2 separate regions of the Mus musculus genome follow, and region 2 is linked to region 1. Evidence: chromatin loops called from intact Hi-C (ENCODE). Cell type or tissue: heart. All regions are shown on one strand. Each heading gives the region's core, and the rest is flanking DNA. Links, peaks and the distances in the headings are about the cores only. Region 1 has its middle 67 kb from the start of Gm34972. Region 2 has its middle 70 kb from the start of Gm34799.

Region 1 (15,425 bases), core at 2,613-10,612:
TCCCACTGAAGGGCCTCCTTTCATGACTTAATTTATTTTTATTATTATGTTCAAGTATTTGCTTATTATGTATCATCAACCTGGGCAAATATAAAAGAGAAAGGTTCGTGTGCATCTAATTCTTATATAATACCATCACAAACAAATTGTCAAATGTAATACAGAGAAACCTCTGAAAACAAATAAAACTCATGCTGGCATTACTGGTGAGTTGATACTTGATGGAGGGAAGGCCCAAAGAAGTTCCTTTGCATGGCTAGTTGTTATCGTGACAGATGAATTCTTTTATTAGTGGACTATAAGTATAGAATTATTATCACCCTTTTAAAAAAAGCATCCCCCAAGATCTTTCTTTGGATGTTGACTACTACCCTCAGACGTGATGAAGAGCCACTCATTGGTGTGCACCAAGACTAAATTCAAATAGCACATCTGCCCCAGAAACAAACATGGCCACTGATGCTGAGTTTAACACATACCAGTGAGATGAACCATGCTCTTCACTTTCCTCCCCTTTAAACAACTGCACAGTGTTTGTTTATCCGCTACTTACAAATGAAGAATGTGGTTCTGTTATTTATCCACTAGTCCCTAAGATGATAATAATAATAAGAGTACAGATTCATGGGCCTGGATCCAAGATGTAGGGTGATTTTATGGGACATTAGGAAAGAAACACTGTTGCCAATTAAAATGTGAAACACCACCAATTATAAAACATGAAAGAAAGCACGCTAGAATCAAGTCTACAGAGTAACCTTGGCAAATATTTGTGGAGCTAGCGTTTTTCAAGTGTTTATGTACAGTAATTCATTTAATCCTTGCTGCACCAGTGAGGAAATGGATCAGCCAGAGGAGGCTAGATTTTCTACAGTGACAAACACCACCCAAATCTCCATGGCTTAACTCAACAAATGTTTATTTCTTGTGCATGTTAAGTCATTTGTGGGTCTGGGCAATGGTCCAGGCCTGTGCAAACGAAGGCTATGCTTTCCAGGCTGTTTCTATCTCATATCTCCTTCAAATAATTTCTGCTTCCCTGATTACCTTCCTGGGAAAAAGGAGTCTGCAGAATTCTGTACCAGTTCTTAAATATTTCTCTCTCAAGGTAATGCAAGCCCTATCTATTTGATATTTGATTGGCCAAAGCATTTCCAACGGCCACACCCACCTTCAAAAGGCCTGTACCTGGAAACAGCAGACCGGAAGTCTTGCTCTGAGATCTTTGAAGTCGATTCTACTTGCTGCACTATTGGGGAAATAGAGTTGCAGGGTGAACAGCTTACAAATTCCCACAGCCAATTCAATGGGCAGGAGCATAGCTACAGGAGCTATACACTTGGGCTGAGAGACACCGTCTCCTGCTTCCCACTGAAAGGTAAGAAAGCCCTCACTGGATTTCATGCTGTCAAACAACATCTACCAAAAATTCCAAGAAACAAAGCTTCTCACATTTAGTATACTAAATTATTATGGGGAATTATCAGTTCAGAATAGAAATTTGAGGCTGAGTGTGATAGTGCATGCCTTTAGTACTAACATTCAGAAGGAAGAAGGAGGATAAGAAGGAGGAGGAGAGGGAAAGGGACAGGGAGGAGGAGGAGGAGAGGGAGAGGGAGAGGGAGAGGGAGAGGGAGAGGGAGAGGGAGAGGGAGAGGGAGAGGGAGGAGCAAAGGGAGAGGGAGAGGGAGAGGGGGAGGGGGAGGAGAAGAGGAAGAGGGAGAGGGAGGAGGAGGAGGAGAAGAGGGAGAGGGGGAGGAGAAGGAGGAGGAGAAGAGGGGGAAACAGCAGCAGCAGGAGAGGGGAGGGAGAGGGAGGAGGAGGAGAAGAGGGAGAGGGAGAGAGAGGAGGAGGAGGAGGAGGTGGAGGAGGAGGAGGAGGAGGAGGTGGTGGCGGTGGTAAATAGCTGAAGTTTGAAGCCAGCCTGGTCTATGTAGAGAAAACAAGAATTTTACTTTGAAAGTATTGAGTAAGAGAAGGTTCCGATAGAGGCCATCGGTTTTTGTCATCCATCTCAATCATCTGGCCTCAATAATATTCTTTTTTCTAATTTTGAATTTGTTTTGTCTTGTTCTGAGACAGAGTCTCTCTACATAGGCCTGAGGATCCTGGAACTCTGTAGACCAGGCTGACCTTGCACTCCCAGACATCCATCTGGCTCTGCCAACAGAGTGTTAGGATTAAAGGCAAGTGCTATGGTGATGGTTTGTATAAGCCTGGTTAGGGAGTAGCACTATTAGAAAGTGTGGCCATATTGGAGGAGATATGTCACTGTGGGTGTGGGCTTTAAGATCCTCATCCTAGCTGCCTGGAAGCCAGTATTCTACTAGCAGCCTTCAGATGAAGATGTAGAATTCTCAGCTCCTCCTGCACCATGCCTGCCTGGATGCTGCCATGTTTCCACCTTGATGATAATGGACTGAACCTGTGAACCTGTAAGCCGGTCCCAATTAAATGTTGTCCTTATAAGAGTTGCCTTGGTCATGGTGTCTGTTCACAGCAGTAAAACCCTTACTAATGCTGCCACCTTGCCTGCTATATTCTATCATTTCTTATGGTTTTCTAATTAAGACTCAAAGTTGAAAAATATTCTTGGAACCAACATTTGTATCCCTAAGATGGATTGCTGCACTTCAGTTTGGAGTACATGGCTTAGGAAGTTTTAAATAGAGGCATTGAGAGCCTCAGAACTCTATCCAGGCAGGCAGCCCACCCACTGGATCTCTCCATTTTTCAAACATTTTTATTAATTAATTACTAGTTTCTGAAAAATTCACAGAAGACTGAAGGCAGGGGACTGTCAAAAATGCTGAGAAACAAAGATATTTCTTGTTTGCTTCATACTTCCAACCGCAGCTCAGTGAGTGGTCCTCAGGTTTGGTCTAGACTGCTTTAGAACATCTGAGACCTCTTACTCAAAACCCAGCTAAACAACTTACTGTAGTTCTTTTTTGGCTGTAAGCCTTTTGATACAAAATTTCTGCTCCATCACCCAGTCTCTTATTTAAGAGTTTTAATAAGGGATACTTATAGAATGGGAGGGTAATTAAAAGAAGATGTGAGATTCCTATCTTCCAGAAAGCCCCTGAGCATTAGGGACAGCAAAAGGTGGGAATAACTGCTGGAGAGATAGTGCCTGTCCCAGGGCAGTGCTAAACCACTGGTGATTCTCCTGTGTCATCTTAAAGATCAGTAAGTTCTTGCCTTGGGCATGCCAATGTCTTGCTTTCTATCCTTAAAGTCACATCTATCATGCCACAAACCCAAGGTGTTGCCTTGCAGTCAATCAAAACATGGTCCGATGACTTGGGGATATTTCCCGACTGGAGAGAATGCTCCCACATACTTTCCATGATCAGGGGTTCAAGCCTAATGGGTGAGGTTAAACCTCTGGGAAAAGAGAGGCCCAGAGGATGGTATCCCTCTGGGGCAGAAGGACCTGATTGTAAAGATGGTGACATTGTGACCCCTATCCTATGGCTATATTACTAAGAGAAGTTCAGCTCCATTCCTACAAGTAAGTTGGGCAGAGAGCCAGAGTGGTTGCTCTAATGCCTTTGAGTGCCTACAGTGCACTCATTTAAATTCCTCTGCTCTTCTAAATTCCCATGGGTAGGTTGTACTATCAAGGGAGCTAAGTCATAAAAACGGTACATGAATTGTCCCAGAGCAAACAGACATCTAGGGTCACCCTTCAAAAGTCCAACAGTTTGTATTGACAATTTTCACATTGTAGTTTTCAATAAAAGTGTGCTGATGCCTTATATATGTATATACACACATGTATGCATATGAACACATACAACCCACTTGTTCCTTTGTTAGTCATTCATCCTATAAAGTTCTAGGTAGGGATATGGATATGCTGGGAAACACCTTATGAAGACTGAATTCTGTGACGGATTGGCAATCATGACTATGATCAACATGACTGGGCTGACTCCATGGTCTGCTGTTATAGGCTGGCCTGGAAGATTAGGTACAAGGATGAGACTCACTGGCCAATGAGGGGCACATCTGTTGTCCAATGAGAGTTCTGCAGATTGTAGGTATAGGCAGAGGGAGGAGGAGTGGTCCTTACAGGATATAGCCTGTACACTGAGAGGAGGGGAATGTGGCAGAAGGTGACCAACATAGAGGGCAGAGCAGAGGCGCATATGACAGACTCCCAGGGTGTTCTCTACTGCCCTGACAGAGGGTGTTACTGAAGTACCGCTGTGCTGATCAGAATGGATGCCAAACAGGGATGCAGTGTTATCCCTCCAGCTTCTCAACAATTAGAAGGGGCCTGGGGCTTTATTCTTGGTCTTTTTCAGTCCAACAAAATCTGTTTAGGTGAGTTTCACCTGCTCTTTCTTCAACAGGTGCATGGACAGGTAGGGAGAGCCATGTCCTAGTTCTGGAGACACTGTACACTTTGCAGCGAGATGAAGAAGAAGCTGTGTACACCCAGTGGCTGTAGGGTTACTGGGGCTGGCCTGGGTTCTGCATAGAGGATCTGGCCTTTGCCTGGAAGCCTTTCTATGAGATGAATGGCTGATCAGGAGGACCCGTAAGAGGGGCTCTAAGTCTCTAGTGGTGTGCTGTTACTCATTCATTGTAAGTGAGACTCACATTCATGCCTGACTTCCTACTTATCATTTTGTGACTGTTTTCTTCAGGAGCCTTGTTAAGTTTTGTAAGATTCAAATTTAGTCATGTCCACATGTCAACCATTTTCTGGGGACAGGGTAAGTTCTATCCTTGTGCTTATGCGGTTTTCCCTGGTCTTATTTCCACATCCTCTTACAGTTGCTACTTCTGAAAGGGGGTGGAGTCACATGTGGTGAATCTTGGCAGCAGGTATGGGAGAGCAGAGGCAGTGGCATCCCGGGGTTGGGGGCAGGTGTGCTGTTGGAACTGAGCTCCAGGAGAACAGCGATCGTGCAGAATTTATGGAGGAGGCATACATAGGCACTCTTCTTTCCCTATTCTGATGCATGGAATCTTGTGCCCCATGCCACATAAATTCACAATAAAGCAAAGCATGGGAGCTCTCAGAAGTGCACATGGATCAGGTGAGCCCCTCTGCTGAAGTAGGGGCTCTGGGATCGGTCTGTCACACGCAGCGATACACACCGTTGCCATGACAAAGAGCTTCTTAGGTGGCAATGTCTGACCCCTCTGCCTTTGTGGCTTCTGCATCTTGTAGCATCTGGCAGGACCACTGTCAATAAAGACCTTATCAATAGTGAGGCGTCAATAGCCACCCATGAGTTTAACTGCAGGGACAAATATTTGTGAATACTGGCCGGCCACGTTCCCATGATCCCCGCCTCGGTCCCGTGAGACAGCTGGGGCTCTTCTCATTTGCAGATGGAGAAACTGAAGCACAGCGTGGTTCAGTGACTTGCCAGGCTGTGTGTAACTAGATCAATTCATTTATTCAACACATTTTAAACTTTATGAGGAAGGAGCTGCCGTGCTGGAAAGAGTTCGAGTCAAGCCTGATTAATTGATGGGCAGTAAACACAGGGCTTGCTTGGGCCTGGGTGCTTCTGCCGTTGAGCTGAACAAGGCCAGCCAAGGGACAGGCTAGGATCAATCTGAATTGGAACGCTGTGAGAATTTGGAATGCAGAACTAAAGTATGTGTGCATATCTGTGTATGTGCCTGCCTGTGTGCATACATATATGCATGTATCTGTACACACGAGCCTGTATATATGTGTATACTTAAATTCTTCTATGTATGCTAATATGCATACATGTTTATGTATATACATGAGTTCCTGTATATGTGTATACATATGTATTTACATGCATGTATGTGTGTATATATGTGTCCAGAGGTGCACACGTGTGAGTGATTGTGTGCTTAGACATATGTGTGAATGAATGACTATGAAGATACATGTGTGCTTGTGTATATATGAGAATTTATGAGTATATGAGTTAGCATGCATGTGTCTTCATGTGTATGTGTGTGCCTACTTATGTTTATGTATATACATGTGTGCCTGTGTGTATGCGTGTGTATGTATGCATGGATATGCTTCTTTCTCTGTATGTAAAGAGGCACATGAGTGTGGGGTGGGTATGTGGGAGCCGGGTGGGGATTCACAAGGTCATCTAACCACATCCTCTCACTGGTGAGTACCCTACAAGAACCCACAGCTTCCCGACTATCACTAAATCTCCTCAGACCTGCTCACTGGCTAGAATAAACAGAGCCCAGGAAGCACCATGACTGAGATGTTTGGCTTCTTCCTTTGACAGCCTGAACTTGAGAGACATGATGGGTAGCACTCTGGCTAGTTGAGAGCAAAGCAGACCAAGGAAAACAATTACTGAGGGTGGGCATCAAGCCCTGGAACCTCCTGGAAGGCCAAGACCTGCTACAAATGCAGTGCATACAGAGCGGGTGGGGGGGGGTCCTCAAAATCAAGTGATAATTTGGAGAAATTGATGCCACTAAGACTATGCTCTGTGCCATCATGGCGCCTGTCAGCAGTACTCAGAGTTATCGCTCTGCACTTTGCTAAGCATATGGAGGGAGCAGATCTTGGCTGGGCTCCAGACATCCAAAAGTTAAATTAATGGGTCCTGCCATGAGGGCTACTAATTAATGGGAGTGAGGGAATGTCCAGCACTGCGTTGTTCCTTCTTCGTTTTTCTTAGAGGGGTTTTCTTCCCAGACCCAACCAAAATGGCGCTGTGTTCAACCTAGTTCTTCGTCCTTTCCCTCTGGGGGTGGGGGACGGGGTGGGGGTGGGGACTGGGGACTGGCCCTAGCTTGCATCTGGTTTGTGGTTCCGGCCCATTGGGCTCATTCGTTTATTCAGCTGACACAGAGGGTGGGTGGCAACAGTGTAATTGCAGGAAAATAGTTGGCATCTTCTCCTGGAGGGTGTTGTGAACCGGTGGATCTTCACTCTGGCAGCAGTGTTTTGAGCTTTGGCTCTGGACTACTTCTGCTCATGCTGCACGCTCAGTCCTGATGAGAAGTTGCAGGGTCTACGCGCAGGCAGCTCACAGGGGTCATTCCAGGCTTCGTGTCCTCTCCCTGTAGACTCCGGGGTCAGCACAGCTCACTATGACAGGAACACTTGAGTGCCCGTGGACTGGAGAGCAGGAGGCTGAGCAAGCTGATGACTTGCTAGTAGTTGTATTTTAATCCTTCCTTGGCTTGCTTCCATTTGGGCAAACAGATGAGGTAATGTGGTTGAGGGAGGACACTTGTACTAGATAGTCTCAGCCTCTGACCTTGCTGTTAGGTCACCCACAAATGGCTGAGGTGCCTATTAACATATCAAAGCTGATGGAGGCCAGCTGTTCCCAAAACACTCAGTACCTGTGGCTCCTCCCACCACTTCTCACCCAGACCACACCCTCAAGCCTCTCCTTCCAAGGGACAGGGCTTCCGCTGCCCTTCCCCATATAACTCAGCCATTGAGGCCATGTCCATCTCTTGGCACCAGGACCTTCTTATGGTCAGCGCTTCTCTGCCTCCCCGGCTCCTTTCGGGGTAGGTTAGTCTGCGGGCCACATCCAGCCTAGGCTCTTTGCTCTTCAGGCTTTCTGACTTCCATCTACAGCAAAATTTCCTCCACACTTAAGGAGGTGGTCATGTCCTCCTTTTGTTTCACTTTTTCATCCATCTGCCTCAGCTACTCCCTCCACACATTTGGAAGACCTATATCCATCCAAACATTAACAAAAGAAACTACCCTATTTTAACAGCTGACCGAGAGGAATGTAAATGGGCCTGCCTATAGGTTGTGCTTGGTAACTGTGCTGGCTTTGTAAAGGAGAGTGTTTCTGAGAAAGGTGGGCTATCTGGTGCCAAATATTTCAAGATATCAAATGTCTATGCTGAACGGGGGGGTGGGGGGGGGAAGGAAAGGACATGACAGCTACTCGGTATGTAGATAAAAGGGAGCAGGGAGCACAGAGATATCTGGGAGAGTCCAGAGAGGACATCACTCTGATCCATGTGAAGAGTGGAGGCAGGGGACAGGGACCAGATGTAGCAGCTGGAAAAGTTACAGGGTCAGGTGGGGGTGGGGTGCATAAGAGGGCGCAAGGTAGGGACTGAAGGATGCTGGGAGATCCTGGCGGCCAGCTCAGCTTTGATATGTTAAATAGGAATCTCACATTTGTCCCAGGGTTTGAGAGTTAACACTAGCACTGGAGGATATCTGGCCAAATCAGAGAGATTCCCGGCAGGACTCTGATCTTCCCAGAAGAATTTGCATACAAAGCAGACAGACACAGAGTGGCACGAAATGAGCTGGTGTAGACACAGCCAGCCCTGGTTATATAGCACACAGCTCTAGAGCAGAGGCTATCCTGTTTCAAAATGGTCTAATTTTCTATTACAAAGCTCTTTAGGTACACTTTGAAAATTAACTATGTGATAAGAAGTTAGTCATTTGATAAAATTTGGAGACATTTTTCTTTGAAAATAAACAACAACAAAAAACTAACAAACCATCTGGTTTCATCTATTCAGAACTTCACTTAAAGACCCCGCCTTCCATTCTCATTGTTAATGGCTGTTTATCTTCTTTGCCTTTGACCTATGCGGTTCTCCCCAGGGTGAGGGGCAGAACTTGAGTTTAGAAAACATATCCTTTGCTGTTACACAAAGAGATTTACATTTCAATACTTTGTGGAAAATGGAGACTGAATGGCTGCTGGTGAAAAAATTGTGTTGGACCCGAGACTTAAGAGAGGATTTTTTTTTTTTTTTGTAGAACATGATTTTAATATTTTCAACTGTTGTTATTCAATAAACAGAATAGTTAAAGATATACTTCATTGTTATGTCTCACTTTTCATTTCTGATTTTATTAACTTGGATACTGTCTCTGTGCCCTCTGGTTAGTCTGGTTAAGGGTTTATCTATCTTGTTGATTTTCTCAAAGAACCGCTCCTGGTTTTGTTGATTCTTTGTATAGTTCTTTTTGTTTCTATTTGGTTTAATTATTTCCTGCCCTCTACTCCTCTGGGGTATATTTGCTTCTTTTTGTTCTAGAGCTTTCAGGTGTGCTGTCAAGTTGCTAGTGTAAGCTCTCTTCAGTTTCTTTTGGGAGGCACTTAGAGCTATGAGTCTTTCTCCTAGCACTGCTTTCATTGTGTCCCATAAAGTTTGGTATGATATGTCTTCATTTTCATTAAATTCTAATAAACCTTTAATTTCTTTCTTTATTTCTTCCTTGACCAAGTTATCATTGAGTAGAGCATTGCTCAGCTTCCATGTGTATGTGTGCTTTCTGTTGTTTTTGTTGGTATTTAAGACCAGCCTTAGTCTGTGGTGATCTGATAGGGTGCATGGGATTATTTCAGTCTTCTTGTATTTGTTGAGGCCTGTTTTGTGACCAATTATAGGGTAAATTTTGGAGAAGGTACTGTGAGGTGCTGAGAAGAAGGTATATTCTTTTGTTTTAGGATGAAACGTTCTATAAATATCTGTTAGATCCATTTGGTTCATGACTTCTGTTAGCTGCACTGTGTCTCTTTAGTTTCTGTTTCCAGGATCTGTCCATTGATGAGAGTGGGGTCTCGAGGTATCCCACTATTATTGTGTGGGGTGTGATGTGTGCCTTGAGCATTAGTAAAGTTCTTTTATGAATGTGGGTGCCCTTGTATTTGGAGCATAGATGTTCAGAATTGAGAGTTCATCTTGGTAGATTTTTCTTTTGATCAGTATGGTGTCCTTCCTTATTTATTTATTTATTTATTTATTTTTGATAACTTTTGGTTGAGAGTTAATTTTATTTGATATTAGAATGGCTACTCCAGCTTGTTTCTTGGGACCATTGCTTGGACAATTGTTTTCTAACCTTTTACTCTGAAGGAGTATCTGCCTTTGTCACTGAGATGCGTTTCCTGTATGCAGCAAAATGCTGGGCTCTGTTTACATTTCCAGTTTGTTAGTTTATGTCTTTTTGGGGGGAATTGAGTCCACTGATGTTAAGAGATATTAAGGAAAAGTGATTGTTACTTCCTGTTATTTTTGTTGTTAGAGGTGGAATTATGTTTGTGTGGCTATCTTCTTTTGGGTTTGTTGAAAGATTATTTTCTTGCTTTTTCTAGGGTATAGTTTCCCTCCTAGTGTTGGTGTTTTTCATTATCCTTTTAGGGCTGTATTTATGGAAAGATGTTGTGTAAATTGATTTTGTCATGGAATATCTTGGTTTCTCCGGTCTACGGTAATTGAAAGTTTTGCTGGGTATAGTAGCCTGGGTTGGCATTTGTGTTCTCTTAGGGTCTGTATGATATCAGCCCAGATCTTCTAGCTTTCATAGTCTCTGGTGAGAAATCTGGTATAATTCTGATAGGTCTGCCTTTATATGTTTCTTGACCTTTTTCTCTTACTGCTTTTAATATTCTTTCTTTGTTTAGTGCATTTGTTGTTCTGATTATTATGTGATGGGAGGAAGTTCTTTCCTGGTCAAGGCTTCTTGTATGTATGTTCATAGGCATCTCTTTCTTTAGATTAGGGAAGTTTTATTCTCTAATTTTGTTGAAGATATTTACTGGCCCTTTAAGTTGAGAATATTCAGTCTCATCCATACCTATTATCCTTAGGTTTGGTCTTCTCATTGTGTCCTGGATTTCCTGGACATTTTGGGTTAGGAGCTTTTTGCTTTTGTATTTTCTTTGACTGTTGTGTCAATGTTTTCTATGGTATCTTCTGCCCCTGGCATTCTCTCTTCTATCTCTTGTATTCTGTTGGTGATGCTTGCATCTATGACTCCTGATCGCTTTCCTAGGTTTTCTAACTCTAGGGTTGTCTCCCTTTGTGATTTATTTATTGTTTGCATTTCCATTTTTAGATCTTAGATGGTTTTGTTCATTTCTTTTACCTGTTTGATTGTGTTTCCCTGTAATTTTTAAAGAGATTTTTGTGTTTTTCCTTTAAGGGCTTCTAGCTGTTTACCTGTGTTTTCCTGTATTTCTTTAAGGGAGTATGTATGTCCTTCTTCAAGTGCTCTATCACCATCATGAGAAGTGATTTTAGATCCAAATCTTGCTTTTCCAGTGTGATGGTGTATCCAGGACTTGCTACGGTGGAAGAATTGGGTTCTAATGATGCCAAGTAACCTTGGTTTCTGTTGCTTATGTTCTTATGCTTGCCTTCCACCATCTGATTATATCTAGTGCTACTTGCCCTGGCTATATCTGACTGGAGCCAGCTTTCTCTGTGATCCTGTGATTCTGGAATCCTGTGATCCTGAGATCCTGGGTGTGCCAGAATTCCTGGGAGTCAAGCTGTCTCTGGGATCCTGAGATCCTAGTTTGGCCAAGCTTCTGAGATCCTGGGATTCTGGGATCCTATGATCCTGGGTGTGTTAGAATGCTTGGGAATGAAGCTTCCTCTAGGTGTTGTAGGACTGGTTGTGGAGTTTGTGCCCAAGGTCCATATCAGCACAGAGCACTCATTAAACAGGGGAGAATCTTTTTTATTTGTCATGTGCTATCAGCTAATCTCATCCTGTTTATTTCTTACAACCCCCCCCCCCCCCAAGAGCCAATTTGCTGTGTTGATGGTGTGGATGGATGCAGCAAATTCCTTCAGTTGGAAGATAGTGGATGTCTTACTTCGCTGTGCAAAGTGGATTATTAGTCCTGAGTAAGTCCCCACGATAATGTAATAGTCACATAAAACCTGCCAACTGTTTCAACTTCCGTTTATCCAGAATTAGCATGCACCGAAGACTTTCAGAGTGCATTAAATTTAAAGGCAGAAGACCTCAGTGAACAGCCAGCTGGGTTTGGCTGCCAAGTACTTTTAGCAAAATTGCCTTTTTCCTGGGTCACCTTGCAACATTTTCTTTTTGATGATGGTCCACGTCCATTTCTTGTTTTGGAAGTGTGCCTCATTATGCAGAAAGATTCGAATTAGTGTAATGACCAAGAAAAAACACCAAGGAGCTCTGCATTTGTGCCCTTCAGTCCTCATTCCCTTTTCCCAGAGATGGAAGCCGGTACAGATACCACTGCACTTCCCTCTTCTCATTCAACAAGCAGGGCTTGCTTGCATCCCCAGCCTGTCTGCAGAGGCAGACCTACTGCATTGTAAAAACAGCTTCATGGGATATTACTGGGCATCTGAGTGGGCTTTAACCTATGCCTTAGATAGGTGGGGTGGCAGGGTTTCCAGTTTGCTAACAGGAGCAAGGCTGCAGTGAACATGCAGCTTGTGGTGAGGAGTTTTTAAGACAGATTTCTTGTGTGGAGAAATTGTTTTCTTTGTTCCACGAGCATGGTCTTTGTTGGAGGGGATGTCAGGGTGATGGGTGAGTGGTGGTTGGCAGTTCTGGCAGATGCTTTTCAGATTTCCCAGCTTCACGTTGGTCCCTTCCTATGGATTTCTATTTGTCTCCCACTCGATGCACAGTAGTTTGAAGAAGTGTCCACTATGAGACTGTCTTTGTGTGACTTAGGATGACTCTGAATGTGACTAGACACAGAATTGCAAACCTGATCTATCTCTCTCTCTCTATCTATCTATCTATCTATCTATCTATCTATCTATCTATCTACTTATTTAGCTGGAGTTCCTGGTTCTTCTGGGTGAGCTCTGCAGATGTGTCACAGAAATGGCCTGAGAATGACTGACGCTTCTCAGGCACCGCTGTCTGCAGTCACATCATGCAACACTTCTCACCATTCCCTTTCTTCTAAACCAGTGCTCTCCACTGGGGCAATTTTATCCTCAAGGGACATTTGACGATTTCTGGAGACAGTTTATATTGTCATCACATTAGCATGGGGAACTTTTCATCTGACATCTAGTTCAGAGGAACCAGAGATGCTGTAAGCATGAGCTATAGTCTGGCTTTTGATCCCCTCTAGAAATCCCAGTCATATGTTATCTTAGTTGGAGTTTCTATTGCTGTAAAGAGACACCATGACCACAGTAACTTTTTAAAAGGAAAACATTTAATTAGGGCTGACTAACAGTTCAGAGGTTTAGTCTATTTTCGTCAGGACAGAAAGCAAGGCAGACACAGTGCTGGAGAAGGGGCTGAGAGTTCTACATCTTGATCCAAAGGCAGTAGGAAGTGAAGGGAGACACACTGAGACCTCAAAGCCCAGCCCCTAGTGATACACTTCTCCAAACCAAGCCATACCTCCTAATAACACCTCTCCCTTTGAGCTTGTGGGGACCATTTTCTTTCCAAACACCACATATTTTAATAGAGTTTGGAGATGGGGCCCTTGAAGAAAGAGATTCTTATGATGATATTGTTGGCTTCATAAGACCAAGAGAAAGCTGACCTGGTTGGTCCACTTGCTGTGTCGCAGGTGTGAGATGCCATGACTATGGTGCTGCCATTGAGAAATCTTCTTTTACTCTTTTCCTTCCCAGAAATAGATGGAGCTCTGTCTTCAGGTCTGAGCTACTCTGCTGTGGGACACCAGGGATTCAAAGAAGTTTCCCAATGCATATTAGATTCAAGTTGAGTTTGAATGTGGGAACCAGACCATGTGTCATGACCATGTGTCATGCTTAGCAGCAAAACAGAAACAACTTTCACAAGAAAAAGTCAAGGTCTCTGGTCACCCCTGCCAGTGCCAACAGGGGCTCTTGAAGATAATTCCTGGCTAAGTATAGTGTGAGTACAGAGTCCTGATGGCCAGTGTCCTCTACAGATGGCCATCCATGATATGCAACACAAGTCACATCTATGATGCAGAACACAGTCTTTTTAAGTGAAATTCTGTATGCTATCTGCTTTCTTCCCAATGAGTGGTATCTCTCAGAACCTGTTTTAGTTGAAGCCACAGCTGCAGCCAGCTGTGATGAAAGGGCTCCAAGGAGGTGGGGAAGGAACAGGCAATGGCAAGACATGGCAAGGCTTAGCCTGTCCTTTTCCAGAAGTCCATTAATTTCTAGAGAAAGCAGAGCTAATCTTCTGGCTACCATTTTCATAGACCTTGGAGACCTCTGAGTGAAGAGCTGAGGGCCCAGGTAGCAGAATCAAAGATGTAGATGTGGTACTAGGAAGACTCTTAAAGGGCCTCTTCTCTTCTCCCAGCTTCCTGAATGAAGAACTGAGAACTTGGAGTATAGGAGATGATGTGAGCCTTTCTTTGCCTATGGGAACAAATGGATTTTTCCATTCTCCATGTATTCTTCTTTCCTTTGTCCTTTTTCTAATCAGAGGTGATTTTCTTATGAGGTCCTGGGGGAACCTGTGAGTGACTATTTATATCCCTCCTGAGGTGATTTTCCATTGATTACTTTATTAGAAGCCAGAACTCATCCCTTGGTGCCTATCTTACTCTGTTCAGGAATCCATGAAATAAGTTTCTTTGGGGCACAGTTTCTGAACTGTGAGTCATGGGGTTGTATAACTGAGTGTGGGGGATCACACACACAAAAAATGGCAACAGGTTTCTGAATTTACAACTATCAAAAATTCATTCAAAACCAGATTGGTAACCAGGCAGAAGTTTTCTGGCAGCCCTTGCTTGTGTTGTGTTGTGTTGTGTGTTATCACTGCAGCTTGGGTTTTGAACACACAACTACAATACATTTTGTACTGTGCGCAGTGTCAAACACACAACCCCAGCAAATGCTGCCTGAGGCCTCCCAGCTTGGGTTTGTGTGCTATGAACTGTGGTGTTCACTGTTCCTGACAGAGCTTTCCACTCTTAATTAAACAGAATGGCTTAGTTCCAAAGAACAGAAGTTGTCAGTTGTCACCGTCATCTAACTATGAAATTAGTGGATCTTTGGGTTGTAGTGTGTTGCAAAGTTTAGTTGTAACAATTGCCATTTGAATGGCTGGCTTGAGTTTCATAAAAATAAACAAGCAAACATTACATTTTGGCTTGGGATTAGAGCAGAATTCCCAACCATTCTGAAATAGCCCAAATCATACTTCTAATACTGTACTTTGTAGTTGTGAATTGGCAGCAAAACACTGATCATCTCTGAGAAACACTGAATATGCTTCCTCTCCATTCTGCAGTAACAAATAATCCCCAATATCTAATTCTTTTTGTAAGAATAAGCAAATACATCTCAATAGTATATACATTTGCTTTTCTCTTTACTAAATGATAAACGGATGTATATATCAAAGAACTACTTTAAATTTTCTTTGTGACTTATTCACAGTAAATGTTTGATTTGTATACCTATTTTACATACCTGCATGAATGGATAAAGTGTGAATTTTTTTATGCTGAGAGATTGAGGGTTCAAAGAACTGAAATGTAAAGAAAAACTGGAGACCCAGGAATTAAGTACCTGTAGCATTTGAAACTGTAGAGGTATCTGTCTATTGAAAATATGCCATGGGCAGTGACTGATTGGCTTCTTCCACTGGTAGGGAGGGAAGAAGGTCTGAGCTTTGGAGTGAAGCTCTTGCTGGTAAGAACTTAAAGATACCGAAGGTTCTGATTGTCCTTTGCTGGCGTCCT
Region 2 (15,425 bases), core at 2,961-10,960, 100 kb after region 1:
ATTAAGATCAATTTTTCTACGTCAAAGCTAACTGATTACCAACCTTAACTCTTCTGTGCCCTTAACTTCACCATGTCGGGAAGCCTTTCACGTGCTCTTGGAATTTGGACACTTGATGTGATGTCTTTTGGGGGGAGATTTACTATCTTTGCTGTGAGTCGTTGTTATTAAAATGTTAAATCCCTTTATATCCAGATTTATTTCTTTTCATATTCTACTTTCCCTTTTAGAGAGATTTCTTAATATAGAAATCTTTTGAAGCGGACTTTCTGATGCCTAATCCTGCTTTTACTCCGGAGTAACTATTTTAGGCATATTGGACCAGAATAGAGATGATGTTGTATTATTTACCAGTAGCTATTAAGAGATGATAATAACGCATATTATCATTTATCTTTTTTCCTCCACAGAGGCTCCAACATCACTAGAAAATATACCATGGTAGATAGCCAAGACAAACCATCAGGGAAGGAGCGAACAGTCAGTAGGGAGGTTGCTATTGCCACAAATCAAACCCGAAAAGATTCTTCATTAACACTCTACTCTATGAAGACTATTCCTAATGGGGGGGGGGGGAAGAAATTTTAAATTAAATGCCAAATAGCATTGTCAGAGAGCTTGCTGCATGGAAGCACACAGTGTACTCTTGGCATCTGTATTCATGTCATAGTTGATATCGTCAGATAATTAAAGGGGTATTCCGAGTGAGCCTTCCCAAGCCCACTGATAGAACGGGCCCTGGGGGTCATGGGTCATGACTTTGAGGTTGTCTGTGTTGGCCCTCTTTCTCTCTCCAGCTTTTCACATCTCTCAAAAGGGACCCCTGCCAAACTCCATGCAGATGAATGGTTTTGTTCATAGGAGGAAGGACAGTCTCCTAGCACTGAGTGTCTCAGGCCATGGTCTAGCTAGACTCTCCTGCTCCCTGACTCCTTTCTCCCGCATAGCATCTTCTTCATGCAGGTGTCAGCTGATGGTCCCCAGGGAGTTGATTTAGCCTGGCTTAGCTGGGAGGCCTGAAGGACAAGGACTTGGAGACATAAGGAGAGATTCCATTTAGCCAGCAGCACAATGTGTGTCCAGGCACAATGGCTTTTTCCACGGGCGGATTCTGCTGGTCTGTGGCTTTGCCGTGTGAGAGGAGAAAGGCCGGCAGAGCTGCAGAAAGAGAAAGGCGGGCCAGCAGTAGCAATCGATGCTCCCCTTTGTGCCGCCTGACATTTGAGGGGCTTGTTATTGGGATTGAAGCTGCTTTATCTAAATGTATCTCCTTGGCTGCCAGGCAAGGCTGATAGGTAGGATGTGTGATGGCCCTGGGAGATAGGGTTCCAGCTGCTGTCACATGGGAGAGACAGCCTGTCTCACCCCCTCCCTTACCCCCACACCTTGTTTCAGGGCCTGGCAGGGACAGAGCAGCTGGGAAGGTATGTGGCTCCTTTCTCTCTCAGAGGTGGTTTTCTTGTTCTTGTGGGCTGAGGGAAACTGCCACATAGAAAACCCAGTGCTCACTGACTCCCAAAATAATGAGACCCAAGCAGAGGCAACCCAGGTCTACCAAGGAGCAAGCAAGGGGACAGAAGAGCCCCGGGTATTTGCATTAGGATTGGTGCCCACCCCAGTGTCTGCTAGCTCCCACACAACTCAGAGCTTCTCTCTACTCCCCAGACCCTGGCTAGACCCTTCTGTGAAAGGTGAGGCTAATTGATTTGATGGAGCCTCTGAGTTTTCTCTCCGAGTCTGACCTTTCTTTAAACATAACATGCAATCCCATCTACCTAGTGCAGTGGTTCTCAACCTGTGGGTCACGACCCCCTTGTGGGTGGTCATATATATCAGGTATCCTGCATATCAGGTATTTACATTACTGTCAATAACAGTAGTAAAATTACAGTTATAAAGTAGTAACAAAGATAATTTTATGGTTGGGGGGGGGGTCACCACAACATGAAGGACTGTATTAAATGGTTGAAGCATTAGGAAGTGTCTTAGTTAGGATTTCACAGTTGTGAACAGACACCATGACCAAGTCAACTCTTATAAGAACAGCAGCTAATTGGGGCTGGCTTTCAGGCTCAGAGATTCAGTCCATTATCATCAAGGCAGGAGTGTAGCAGCATCCAGGCACACAGGATGCAGGAAGAGCTGAGAGTTCTACATTTTCATCTGGAGGCTGCTAGGAGAAGACTGACTTCCAGGTAGCTAGTGATGCACCTACTCCAATAAGGCCACACTTTCTACTAGTGCCACTCCCTGGGCCGAGGATATACAAACCACCACAAGGAGCTTGGAACCTCACAGATGCTCAACACTTTGTTTTCCACCAAATACACTGAGTCTGGTGACTAAATCTGTCACAGGAGCAAGGATGTGTCCAAGGGAGAGCTGGACAGACATTAGGTGGGGCAGTAAAGCAAAGAAGAGATCACCCACAACTCTCTGTCAAGGTGACTCAAAACCCACCAAAACCCCCCAAATAACAACTTTGATGAGGCTATTAAGAAACTTGATCCTTTGTGCATTGTTGATGGAATGCAAAATGGTATGGCCATTGTGGGAAAACTGTGGAGTTCCAGACTGTTGAAAATAAAATCACTGGGCTGTGGATATAAGGACCCAAGTTTGATCTCTGAGCCCACATCAACAAACAAACAAACAAAACAAAAAAAAAAACAAAACAAAACAAAAAAAAAAACAGGCATGAAGCTTATAATCTGCTGAGAAGGCAGGTCCTGGGGCTCCCTGTCCAGCCAGCCCTGCCCACTCAGCAGCCCCGCCCACTTGGCAAGGTCCTGGGTGGTTAAGGTACCTGATTCTCTTTCTTACCTACTTATCTGACAAAATGGATCTTACAGGTGGAAGGGTTCATTTGGCTCCAGGTTTGAGGAGCTGTGTTTCATCACAGTGTAGAGTCATGACGGCAGGTACTTTCTGACAAGTCCACAGTCAGAAAGCTGAAGACGAAGTGGGGCCTGGGCATTAAACCTCAAGTCCATCTTCAGAGATCTACCCCTGGGCCAAGACCCAGCCTCCTAAAGGCTTTACAACGTTCCAAACTAGGAGTGACCAAATGTGCGAGCCTGTGGAGGACACTTCGCATTGAAACCACAACAGGCTGACTACTCCTTTCCCAAAATGCTGAAGACCAGAACGTTTTAGATTTTTACATTTTTTTTTTATATTTGGAAAAATTTGAACATTTATTATATAGTATCTTGGGGATGGAGCCCAAGTCTAAGAAATTCATTTTTGTTTTATATCTTTTGTTTCATATTGTATATATGTGTACCTTATCTCTGTAGCCTGAAAGTAATTTTCATTATTTTTAATAACTTGGGGCATGAGACAGGATTTCATGCTATGGATTTTTTTTTTTTTTTTTTTTTTTTTACTTCTGCCACCAAAAGTTCGCTAGTTTGGAGCATTCTGGAATTTTGGATTCTAGATGTTCATCCTGCACTAGGATTCTCTGAGGCAGGTGCCTATCTGCTTATCAATTGGCTATGTTAGAGGCATTCTTTCCACATGCCATGAATGAACTCAGTGACAGAACTATGTCCCGGCCTAATCATAGATGTTCCGCCTTTTCTAGACCCAGCGTTCATATACCTCTTTCCTGCATCTCAAATATGTTTGCTGGACTGGGATATCAGTCACTTGAGTATTTGCTTAGAGTGTATGAAATTCCAGTTACATTTCCCAGCATGGCAAAAATCAGACCTGCTGGTGCCTGCCTGTGGTTACACACTTGGAAGGTAGAGGCAGGGGGACCAGATGTTCACGGTCATCCTTAGTTACATGGAGAGTTCCAGGCCAGACTGAGATGCATAAGACTCTATGTAGACAGACAGACAGACAGACAGACAGATACATGATTGATAGATAGATACATGATAGATGATAGATAGATGGTAGATAAATGGTAGATAGATGATAGATAGATAGATAGATGGTAGATAGATGATAGATTGTGGGTAGATGGTAAATGGATGGACAATAGATAGATAGATAGATAGATAGATAGATAGATAGATAGATAGATAATAGATAGATGATAGATGAGTCTTTTATCACCTGTCTATAAATTCTTACATGGCTTAGACTGTCACAAGAGTGAATGGGAAGAACCAGGAGCTAACCTGTGCTACAGAAACACTCTGCCTGGCGTGTGTCAGGTGAATGACAAGGCTGTTAACGAATGTGAGTCTCCTGGACATTAGCCCCAATTAGAGTCAATCCCGCTTCTCTTTCAGAGACACGATGAGGGACCTGCTCAGCGAGTGAAGTCGCTTGCTGAGTGAGTGTGACAACCTGGGTTCAATCCCTGGGGCTTGCAAGAGAGAAGCAGCTCTGGACAACTGTCCTCTGACCTCCTCCACATTGCCACATGTCTCCCCCACCAGTAACTAAATTAAAATGTAAGAATTGCCCATGCTGGCTAAATGTTGTGGGCATTCACACTGGCTCCCATGTGCTGTGACAGTGGGTCCCTCCAGATGGACCTTACAGAGAGACATCAAGTGTGGCTTTTTGTATAATGTCGGTTTTTGCTGAGATGTTTCAGAGACACGTGACTTAACAAATGGTAATAAGTTCCTGCCATCCACAGAGCGATGTTCAGCACCTCACTTCTCTTTAGCTGCAGAGAATTCCTGGCCAAATATGATAATTACTTAGTTCTGTGCTTTTAGCTCTGGGTAATTGTCTCTCACTAGAAGCTGAAGGGGCCCCTGCATTCATAGCTTCATCCCATGGCATTTGGGGTGGCTATAGAAAGAAAAGCAACTTCAGTGTAATTATGAGACAATAAATAAATAAACAATAAATAAAGCCAGATCTTGTCATGTGATTTCATTTATTAGGTTGATGTTTCTTTCTGGAGACGCTATAAGTAGAATCAGGTGCCGGGCTGTTACTGAAATGAGAAAATAACACCCCATGATCAATATTGGCAACAGGATCCTGAATGCAGGCAATAAATAAAGAAATAAAGACGGAGCCCTTTAAAGTACAGGTGACATTTTAGAGGGTGCTGCTGCACTTTGCTCTCTGGTAATTTGCTTTTTGTTTTTGTTTTTGTTTTTATTTTTGTTTTTGTTTTTGGTGGTGGCTGTGAGGTCTGATTTACCTCAGGGCTACTGTCTGTGCTGTTCTGTTATTGCTAATGTTATGCCGGGACGAGCAGAGCGTGAAAGGCCATCTTTGTTCTCAGGGACGCAATGATTTCTGTGTCCTTAAAGTGGAAGGAAACCAGCCGCCATTCCTGTTCTGTTTTCGAAGTGTTCAAATGATAAAATAAGCAATGCTGTGTGTTTTGTAGAGATGAAGGCCGGGCTGTGCTGCTGTCGCTCCTGTCCTCTGGTGGGGGTTGGCTCTCTGTAGAGACTTCACTTCCTCCCCGGTTTTGCTCCATTCGAGTCCTTTGTTGGGTGCCTATGACTGGAGTCCCTTTCTTCCCTGTTATCCTTCTCGGGCACACTGGGACACCCTGGTGAACCATGTGTCACTTCTGTTATGGTTTCCATGTCAGCAAAACAAGGCACCTTTGAAGGTCTGCACCCCAAGAGCCTATGTTAGTGGAACCCTTTGCAGTTTTTGAAGTGTGTGCTGTGCCTTATTCTGGTACCCCAGCTCCTGCTGCTGAATAGGCGGAGCTTGTAGCATCTCCATTTCTTCCTCCCCTCTCAAACGAAGCCTCACTATAGTATCATGGATATTTGGGTGTTTATCTCAAATCCTTTCCGAATGCCATAGCATCATTCATTGGGACAACCTTAATGAGGTGGCAATTAGTCATTCATTGGGACCTATTTAATGGGTGGGAAGAGGTGAAGAGAGAGGGGGAAAGAAATGTCAGACTCTGGGAGAGTCAGGAAGGCGGGGATACCTCAGGGATCCCTGAGAGAGCTTTTTGTCAACAAAATGGATCAGCCTTGCAAGCAGTAAAACTTTCAAATGACCTTCATGTCAAAATATTAGGCTGCTTTTTTTTTCTGCTGGATAGCAGTTTAATAAACATAAAAGGCACACATATCATTCAGAGTGGGGCAAAGTTTGCATCAAAAGTGTAGCTCTCCCCTTTTAAGGAAAGACTAATGTTTCTCCATGTGGTGGAGGAAATGACACTCCGCGTCAGGCTTGTGCGGCTGGAGAATAGGTATTTACGACGACTACAGGAGCTTTCTAGCCCTTTCTTCTAGCAAACACTAACCTGTGAATGTGGCCGAATCAGCAGCTGTAAGAGTGAGAGGTCCGGATCTTACATTCGGTACCGGCTGCTTTCCCGAAATTTGCAAGCAATTGGGGGCATTGATAAGAAATGCACAGGCAGAGGTGGAGGGTCTGTGAAGTTAACTTAGTGGGTAATGGGGGAAGGAGTCCTCAAAACTAAGGGCTCATGCATTTTTTTTCTTTGCTGAAATAATTTCTTCTCGAGGTTAAACTTCAGGGAGGAAGACAGGACAGATGTTTGAATTTAAATTGTCTAAAAGGCAGGAAATGTAAATAAATACGTCCCAAAGAATTCCTAGCTTCTCTTCTCTCTGAGTTTTCTTATCAGGGGAACACTGGCTCAGTGGCTAAGAACTGATAAAGCCAGGATCAGGTGTTGGCAGAAATGCAAAGTGGAAGAGCCAGTCTGGGGAACAGAGACAGAGCACTGACAAGTGAGAGACAGAAACCCAGAAGCAGATAACACAGGCCCCTGTAACTGCTCATTGGCTTCCACTGGTGCGGTGGTCACCAGGCAATAAAGATAGTGTACATTAAGAGTGTTTTGTCAAAACAAAAGCATGAGATGGACATCAAGTTTGGCAGTTGCTGCCATAATCAAAAGGTGACACTGCTTTGGCTTCATGGACAGAAGTCAGAATAAGCCTGCTTTGTGCTGTCTTTTTTTTTTTTTTTTCTCTTCTGGATCAAGATAAATTCTTCCCTGTGCCTGGGATTTCAACAAGCCCTGTGTACTGATATGTAAGGCTGACCCTCAGCCTCATAGCCTTCCTCTGCAGCCTGAAGCATCTCGTGATGACACATGTGTGTGACTGGGTTGGGTTTGCTCCTGCTGTCTACAAGTTCCTGAGTGATACTACTCCATTGGTCCCATGACCGAGTGCGCATGTTTGTGGCCATTTTAAGAATTTGTTTCACAATGCCAGGTGCTTAGATACTGTTTGGGTTCTGGCTTCTGGATGGGTGTGGCTAGGAGCTGGTGGAAGGTGGTCAGCTGACTGTTCACAATATCACAACATGAGCCTACGAGAGCATCAATTCTTCAGGATGACCTTGAGGGTTTCATTGGGTGTGTGTGGGGAGGATGCATGCTCAAGGCTGAGGGACAGAGGACAACATTGGTTATCATTCCCCAGGCATACTTTGAGATAGGGTCCCACTGGCCTGGACCTTACCAGCGGGGAGTTGGCAGGCCATCGATACCCAGGTGTCTACCTCCACCTCTTCAGCACTGAGATGACAAGCATGTGCCACATTGCCTAACTTTATTTTCAATGGCTTCTAGGAACCGAACCCAGGTCCTCGTACTTTTATACTAGCACCTTGTTATCTGAACCATTTCGCCTGCCCAGTCTTGCTTTTTAAAGGATGTAATACAATCAGATTTTATCTACTGTCTATTTATAGATTTTAAACAAGGAAGGTCTGTTTCTTTGATCTCCGTGCTAAGGCTCTTTAAAATAGAAAACAACTCAGGACCCAGTGTTAGAAACAAACAAAGAGGCGCTTCTCCCTAGCTCGGTTGGCATTTAAGTTGGGCTTGGTAGGGTGGGGAAACATTACAGAACTTAGTCCAAGACTGGGAGTCTCCCTGGGAAGATGTGACCCTCAAAAAGAACCATAAAGATCTTTGACTTTGGGGGGTACTTAACAACTTGGGAGTAGTCCAGCTTGTAACGGTATCTGTGGCTAGAATTCTTACTAGAACACCCATTTCCCACCGAGCAACCACACTTTTAGCTGCCAACATGCTGTACATCCGGGGGCCAGAGCAACCGAGTGTCTCTCGCAGCTATGGGGATCTATTTTTAGCGCCCAAGTAGTCTCGTCAGCTCTGGACTCTTTGGAGCGGTGTTCAGGCTAGCTCACAGAGAGAACTCCATGGGGCTCTGTGCGCCTGTGTGTAATGGAGTGTCTTTCCCAGACGCCATCCCAGTATCACCAACGGCATCCTGGGCATGACCTTCCGAAAAGCTCACTCACTGCCCCGTGACTCAACTCCTTCCCTGATGAGCAAAGACGTTTTAATAAAGTGAAGTCACCCCCTGTAATTACACGTTCAGCACAACTCTTTTCAAGTTTAGCCAAGCATCCTAGAAGGATCTCTGCTTAAAAACAGTGGACTTGCCCACAGCATGTGATTTTTCATTGGCTCCGTGTGATAAAACTGGGCGAGTCAACTGTTAGCATCCCTGAAAAACAACACGCATGTGTGTTTTGAGGTAGGAGAGGAAAGCTTTCTCTAAGGCACTAAGAGATCAGCTTTAATTACCCTGTATTTTGCCGTATTTACTTGCAGAGCTGAGAGCTGTCTGTACATTTGGCTATTTAGGTCATCCTGTGTCCCAAAAAGGGATTAGAGTCTAGACCTAAGAAACTCCAGGAAGCTGGGAGAGTTTTAAACAAATTCAAGAGAAGATGTAACCCTTTAAAAGAATGCATTTTTTCTACTGTGCCTCTTTATACAAAGTGATCTCTAGTCTGGGTGAGCCAGCGACACCTGTCCTGTCTGATCATTGACAGCCCCATGTCAGGGACTGTCCTGGTTGGTCACCTTGAACTGTCCTTGATCATTGTTGTGATTACTGAACACAGGGCTTTACTGACTCCCTCATCAGAGGCTGAGGCCAACATGGTCCTTGAAATGAGCAGCAATGTGTTGACTTGACCCATCCCTGTCTGGTTGAGATGGTGGTAAATCTAGGTCTATTGCCAGGAGCAACAGGTGGGATAAACTGTCTGGACCTGGGACTGGGGAGGAGAGTTGGCTAGTGGGGACCATTGTTAAAAGTTGGTAAATTGGGCTATTCCTGGTTCATTAATAGGTTGTCAATATATGTTCTAGTCTTGTCAGCAATCAATGCCCAGAATTTACTTAATGTTATATAAAATTACAGAAGCTTTACTCCACAGAAAATAAAGTCCAAGTAAAACTTGGCATATGAACATATGCTTAGGGAATATTCACCCTTGGCCATACTTGATACAGCTGTCAACATTTTTGTTTTAATGAGGTCGGAGTTTGGTTCCAAGGAAATTCCTCTCTGTGAGTCCTGGGATGGTTTGTGGTGATGTCTCTGTATCCAGTTATCCCCAGATCCTAAGTTGGGTAGGCTTGAGTTCAAATCCATTACAGGTACCTGTAGGGCTCTAAGGAAATGACTTGGGCACTCTCTCCATGAGTGCTTCAGGTTTCTCATATATTGAGTAAAGTCGTGTAAGGCTGTTTCAGAAAACTTCTGGGGACAGCAAGGGGCTGCAGCAGTGGAGAAAGGCGATGAATGGGATTCTCTCAGCCTTGTTTCCATTCAATTTTTTCTTGTTCACTTTACTTTCTTTTCACTGTTTCTTACCATAAGCTCACGGCGGTAGCAGGCCTCGATGGTCTTCCTGTCATGACTCTGCCTGTCAAGTTCAGACTTCAAGCTCCCCTGTCCTTTAAAGGTCCCATCGGTGGAAAACAAACCCCCCGAGTTCCAAGTGAGGAATGTCTGAGTTCAGTCCTTGAGCCCCAGATAGGATGTGTCCTTCACACATGGCAAGAACAAACTGCCCAGTAGTGCACAGTGGTGAGAAACAGACATGGGCTGGAGGACTGGTCAATGGGACTCTGTGTGCGTCAGGCAGTTTCAGCCACCAGTGGCGGGTGAGCATCCCTCCAACAGGATGCACTGACTCAGCCCCCAGTGAGGGCTGAGCATCTTTCCCAGAGGATCCACTGAAAATGAGAAGAGGGTGATTCGCCAGCAGAGAAGTGTCCTGTTTGTCTCCTGTTATGGATCTCACATTTTCAGGAAGAACATGATTTAAAATCTTTTAGATGGCCAGGAGGTCTCAGCTAAGGGCAGGCTGAAAAAAAGAACTTTAAACTCCATATAGAAAACCCAAGGGTTACTCAGGTAACCAGTACTGGTTATTTCCATCACCTCCCAAGAGCCTACCCTGTGATGCTGGTTTCCTCGGGGCCGGTGGTGACTGGTCTTGCTCGCCTCCTTTCTTGTTTTCCTTATTTCTAGTCTCCAATAAGTGTGCTTGTACTTAATGGTTAAGCCGTATTCCATCTATTTTTTAAAGCAGGGTCTTAGGTAGCAAAGTCTGGCCTTGAACTCTCTGTGCACCCAAGGATGGCCTTGACCTTCTGGTCCTTGTGCCTTACCTATGCAATAATGGAATTATACTCATGTTCCTCCACCCTCAGTCTATGCAGTGTTGGGGATTGAACCCAGGCTTTGTGTGTATAAAGCAAGCCTAGACTCCATTTCCTCAGATGTTTAATAACAAATAATTGTCTACTGTAAAAGCCTAGCTTTTTTTTTTTTTTTAAGGAGCTCCAATGCCACTGTGATGCTGATGAGGAATTCCTGGATGTTGGGATGCTGAGAATCTCCGAGTGGAGGAGTCCCCAATTTTTCACATGTGGACAAGAACCAGTCACAGTAACAGAAAAAGTTAATGCAAAGGCTCTTGGTTGTACCTGTGATGATTTGTATATGCTCAGCCCAGGGAGTGGTACTATTTGGAGGTGTGGCCTTGTTTGAGTAGGTGTGGCCTTGTTGGAGTAGGTGTGTCACTGTAAGTGTAGGCTTAAGACCCTTACCCTAGCTGTCTGGAAGTCAGTGGTCTATGAGCAGCCTTCAGATGAAGATTTTGAACTCTTAGCTCTTCCTACACCATGCCTGCCTGGATACTGCCATGTTCCCATTCTGACAATAATGGACTGAACCTCTGAACCTGTAAGCCAGCCCCAACTAAATGTTGTCCTTATAAGCATTGCCTTGGTCATGGTGTCTGTTCACAGCATTAAAACCCTAACTAAGACAATGAGTATGCATGTGTGTGCACATGTGTTTGTGTGTATATAAATGCATGTTTGTGCATGTGTGTACACGTGTGTGTACCTGTGTGAATGTACATGTATGTGTGCACATGTGTATGTGTGTATGCATAAATATGCATTTGTATGTGCATATATTGTATGTGCATGTGTGAGTGTGTGTAAGTGTGCATTCAGTGTGTGTATGTTCGTGTGTGTGTGTGTGTGTGTGTGTGTGTGTGTGTGTGTGTTTGTGCGCGCGCGTGCGTGCTTAGTGTTTCCACCGTATCTTTTGGGGTATGCCTTATCCTTCTGCTCCCTGGTCTTGATAGCACATCATGTGGACTATTTGATGGATCTTCTGCAAAAGGAACTAAGTCATTGGGAGTGAGAAGCGTTGTCAGTCCCTGCCCTTCCATAGCACTGACGTCAAGAAGTTGCCGTGGTCCACATCTCCTCATCGTTCCCCATCACTGTTCTGTTCCCTCTCAAGCTGTCTGTGCAAACAAGGGAAGTGAAGTGAAGTTTGGTGACCTTCCTCAGGCTGGAGCTGGTCTCACAGAGTCCTGAGGGGAATGCTTTGTGATGCAGTTTGGTGCTAGGCCCTTTTCTGCTTTGGGACTTGCACATAAGTGCTCTGCTTTTCTGCAGGGCACAAAAAGGGGCACATTTGCTTTCTGAGTTCATTAGCTTTCCCATTGCTGTGACAGAACTTCAGCAAGGGCAACTCCAGGAAGCATTTCTTGTGCTCCACAGTTTGAGGGCATAATCCAAAGAAGCGTGTCTGAGGAAACGCTAAGTATTTAGCAAGTACAGTGAACGCTCATCAAATTCTCCAGCGAGCAGATGAAAGATACCAGGAGAAAAGGCTCCTTCTGCTGAAGCCCCTGTTTTGTGAGGGCTCATCTCCTGGTTGTTTCCAGCTAAAAAGTAAAAGAAAGATCAGGAAGAAAGGAAGAGAGGGTATTAGAACAAGAGAAAGGTGATGGGAATGGATCAGAGAAGACGCAAAAGGAGGAAGCGAGGAGGAAGTCATGGGAAAAGGAAGGAGGAAAGGGTGGGAGGAAGGATGGAAGAAGGACTCCATACAGCTGCCTTGGCTACCAGGAGCATGGCTGCCACTGGAGACCTGGCTGTCCTGGGCTCACTCATCAGGCATGTCAAGGAATTAATTATTTCCTACTCTGACACATACTCTTGTATGCCCCCTGGGCTCCTCCACCCAGATCTCCTTGACAGGGAAGACTGACTGACTGCAGGTGATGGGCTTGAGGACACAGTGTCAAAAGTTAATTAGCCAAGGCAAGGGCGGGTAGCGGCAGGTGGGGGGTGAAGAGGGAAAACTTCTTCACTGCTTCTTTGGGGTTGGTTGCTCCCTTGGGTCTTTCCTGAAGCTATGGGATGCCCAGTGCAGAGGCAAAGGCACCCAGGGGGAGCCAAACTGGGTGGGAGGTTGGCCTGGGAATTCACAGGTCTTCCTGTGGTTGGGTCTCCATTGGGTGGGCCCATTGTGATCTGAGCCTGGTGGCCATAGCCCCAGGGGAAACTTGGCAAGTGTGACTTGGAAAACGGAACACAGGGATAGATCCATGTTGATCTGTGTGGCTTTGAGGAACTTCCCCAGAAGAAGGGGGTGGGGAGTGCACTCTAGAGTAAAGGGACTTGGGTTGCAAGACAAACTTGTTTTGTTTGTTTGTTTGTTTTTAACCTGTCCTACGGCTTTCACAGCTGGCATGTTTTACACCTGAGGTAAACTGGTTGGTGCTCCAAAGGCCTTCCTGTCCATCCATGTGGGTTATGACACAACAGTCTCTCTGCTGACAGCATATCATGTTTATAGAAACTCCAAGGGAGGCACTGGGCACGGCTGACTGGATCCTGGGGAATTAAGTTGCCATTTCAACCAACCTGAGACTCCCCCCACCCTGAACTTCTAGGCAACTTCTATAGTTCTGTTCCCCAAGTGCACAGAAGCTAGCAACCAAACAAATAGAACCGGAATCTACAATGTTGCTTGAAGGGTTTAAAGTCGAGGAGGAAAAGGTAGTATGAAGAAAAGATGGCCTTTGTAGGGTTGAAAAGGAAGCCGTGTAGATTAAAGGGTTGTGAAGGCATTTGTCTTCCAGGAAGAGAATACCCCATTTGCATCCCACATAAAGATGGTATTCAAAGATGGAGGGACATGGTCACTGGCCAGAGACAGAGTCTGGGCAAATTGTTGGGACACAGCAAAATAAACCTGGTACCTAGAAGAGTAAAATCCTAATGGTTTGGGAAAAAAAAAAAGTCCTCAGATGAATAATAAAAAAACGTTTGGCCACTTGGTCACTAAGAAAAGCAGCTCAGTGCTCAGGAAATCACACCAACAGTACCGGGTCACAAATGAACCACATAAAGTATTAATGTGTCATGTGAGAAGAAGAAAACACAGAGGAGACAGTGCGAGCCTATAAATAAAACCACATCAAGAATGAACCCGTGCCATCTGGTCAGTAACGTCCAGTGCACAACAAGAAAACTCATTTGTAAGTTAACAACATTTTAAATTTCACTGCTTTCTTCTCTGTTATGAGCTATGTCAAGGTGTGAACGGAGCTCTGGCTAAGCATTGATTTCCATGTCCGTGCTGAATACAAATACATTTGAAAAAGAATTCAAGGCAGCATGTGTATTGAATTTTTAAATGGGGCCTGACAGACGTCACCTCCTCCAGGAAAACAGTGCGTTCTTCAGGGGGATTGGCTTAGTTTAACTGGATGTCAGGCTCTGGGCTGGACTGGAGTGGACTCATTGTGCTCAGCTGTGATTCCGGGCTCTGAAGAACATATATTTTTGTCTTTATTGTTATTAGGAATAAAAACACTGTGATTATAGCTCCCATAAAGAGTTGCATTTATGGGGCTGAAATTATGTTCACATGCGGTTGAAGGGAAGAGGTTCCAACCATGAGGCTTCCCTTCCATACTTTACAGAGACCAGGAGCTTGCTTGAAGAATTGAGGGCATTTTCCTTGTCAAACTTTGTCATGTTTATCTGGGGGCTGTTGTCTGCTCCTGTGGCTCTGTAAGTCTCCACAATTCCCTGTCTTCCATTTGGACGATAACAAAAGGCCCATGGCTGAGTTCAGTTGCCGTGGGGTTAGGACCAGAGTTGAGCAAGGACTTTCTGGATGCTTCCTGGGGTCCTATCCTCATCTTCATCCTGTTTCCCACCAGAGTCTGATGTGGATCCAGAAGGAAATGCTTGGTGGTCAGGGCTCTAGATAATGTACCATTGGAGCTCCGCCACAATACACTGAGGTGACATCCTGACAGGAATTGGTGGTTCTTTTATGCCAGCCGCTTTATTGATGACTTCTGACATTGAACATTCTACACTGTGATTATGCTATGGTGGTTTATCTACAGCACAGCGATGGCATTTTATAGCCCTTCGCCATTGAGCAGAACACATTCTCTGGGCACTTTAAACCTTGATGAGGCAGCTGAGGCAGGCTTTCTTCTTCAGAAGATTATTTACAACAGTTCCAAACATCATAAATTCAGAGTTGATTCTACATCATATTATTGTGTAGTATGTGAAAGTTGGAAATTTCCTTTTTAGCTTGCAGCAGAGATACTGACAGTACTTGGCTTAAATATGTTCCTGGAAAATTCATGTGTTGAAATCCCCTAAATTGTATTGAATGATACTTGGAGGAGGGGATTTGGGGGGGGGGCGCTATGAGGCAGGCTATGAGGGCGGGGCTTCCCATGATTGCCCCAATAGCTTGGCAAACAGAGAGAGAGAGATGGCTGAGCTATCATGGAACAAGATGTTCGTGTTGTAACTCCCCCAGTGATGTTCTCTATCTTGTTACAGTGCAATATGAAGGACTCACCAGAAGTCTAGCTGATGCTGAGTCTGTGCCCTTGGAATTCTCTAAAGCCTTCAGAACCACAAGCTAAGTTAACCGCCCCCACCATCCCCCTTCCCCTCTCCCTCTCTCTTTCTCCTTTCCACTTCCCTCCCTGCCCCCTCTCTCCCTCTCCCTCTCTTCCTTTCCTTCCCCCTTTCTCTCCCCCCACCCCATGTGTGTCTGTGTGTGTGTTCATTGATCTTTGTGTACAGGTGGATGCCGAGCGTGTAAGAGAGGAGGATGACCATTCCTCTCTTCATATTCTCAAGTGGTGGTTGTAGTGAGTACAGGGCAGGAGATGGTCACTGGACCTGTGTCAAGAACCCATCTCAGCCCTCTGATAGATTCCAGTATGCTCATTTGAAACAGAGAAAACCTTGTGTAAACCCAGGTCTGAAGTTGAAATGAAAAAAAAATGTTTTTAGTTTTGTTTCTAATTACGACTCAGGAATGCTTGTTGGATGTAGGTTGGATGCTATTGGAGGG

Evidence for each region. A loop is a pair of places that touch in the nucleus more often than their neighbours do. Peaks named below come from ENCODE experiments on the same cell type or tissue, not always from the same donor. Only the 100,000 strongest peaks of a DNase experiment are listed, where the experiment ranks them.
Region 2: a loop joins it to region 1, with 1.9 times the contacts of the local background. A loop is called at or near these places in 3 of 42 quality-filtered maps.

Annotation. Positions count from the first base shown.
Region 1 is chr17:10,071,855-10,087,279 of GRCm38, reverse strand. No RefSeq gene overlaps it. Among named protein-coding and RNA genes, the nearest start is that of Gm34972, 67 kb to the left of the region's middle. In heart, for the core only: no CTCF peak of the experiment used is centred there; a DNase peak (open chromatin) is centred at 7,199.
Region 2 is chr17:9,968,826-9,984,250 of GRCm38, reverse strand. No RefSeq gene overlaps it. Among named protein-coding and RNA genes, the nearest start is that of Gm34799, 70 kb to the right of the region's middle. In heart, for the core only: no CTCF peak of the experiment used is centred there; no DNase peak of the experiment used is centred there; H3K4me3 peaks cover 921 bases; H3K27ac peaks cover 4,774 bases.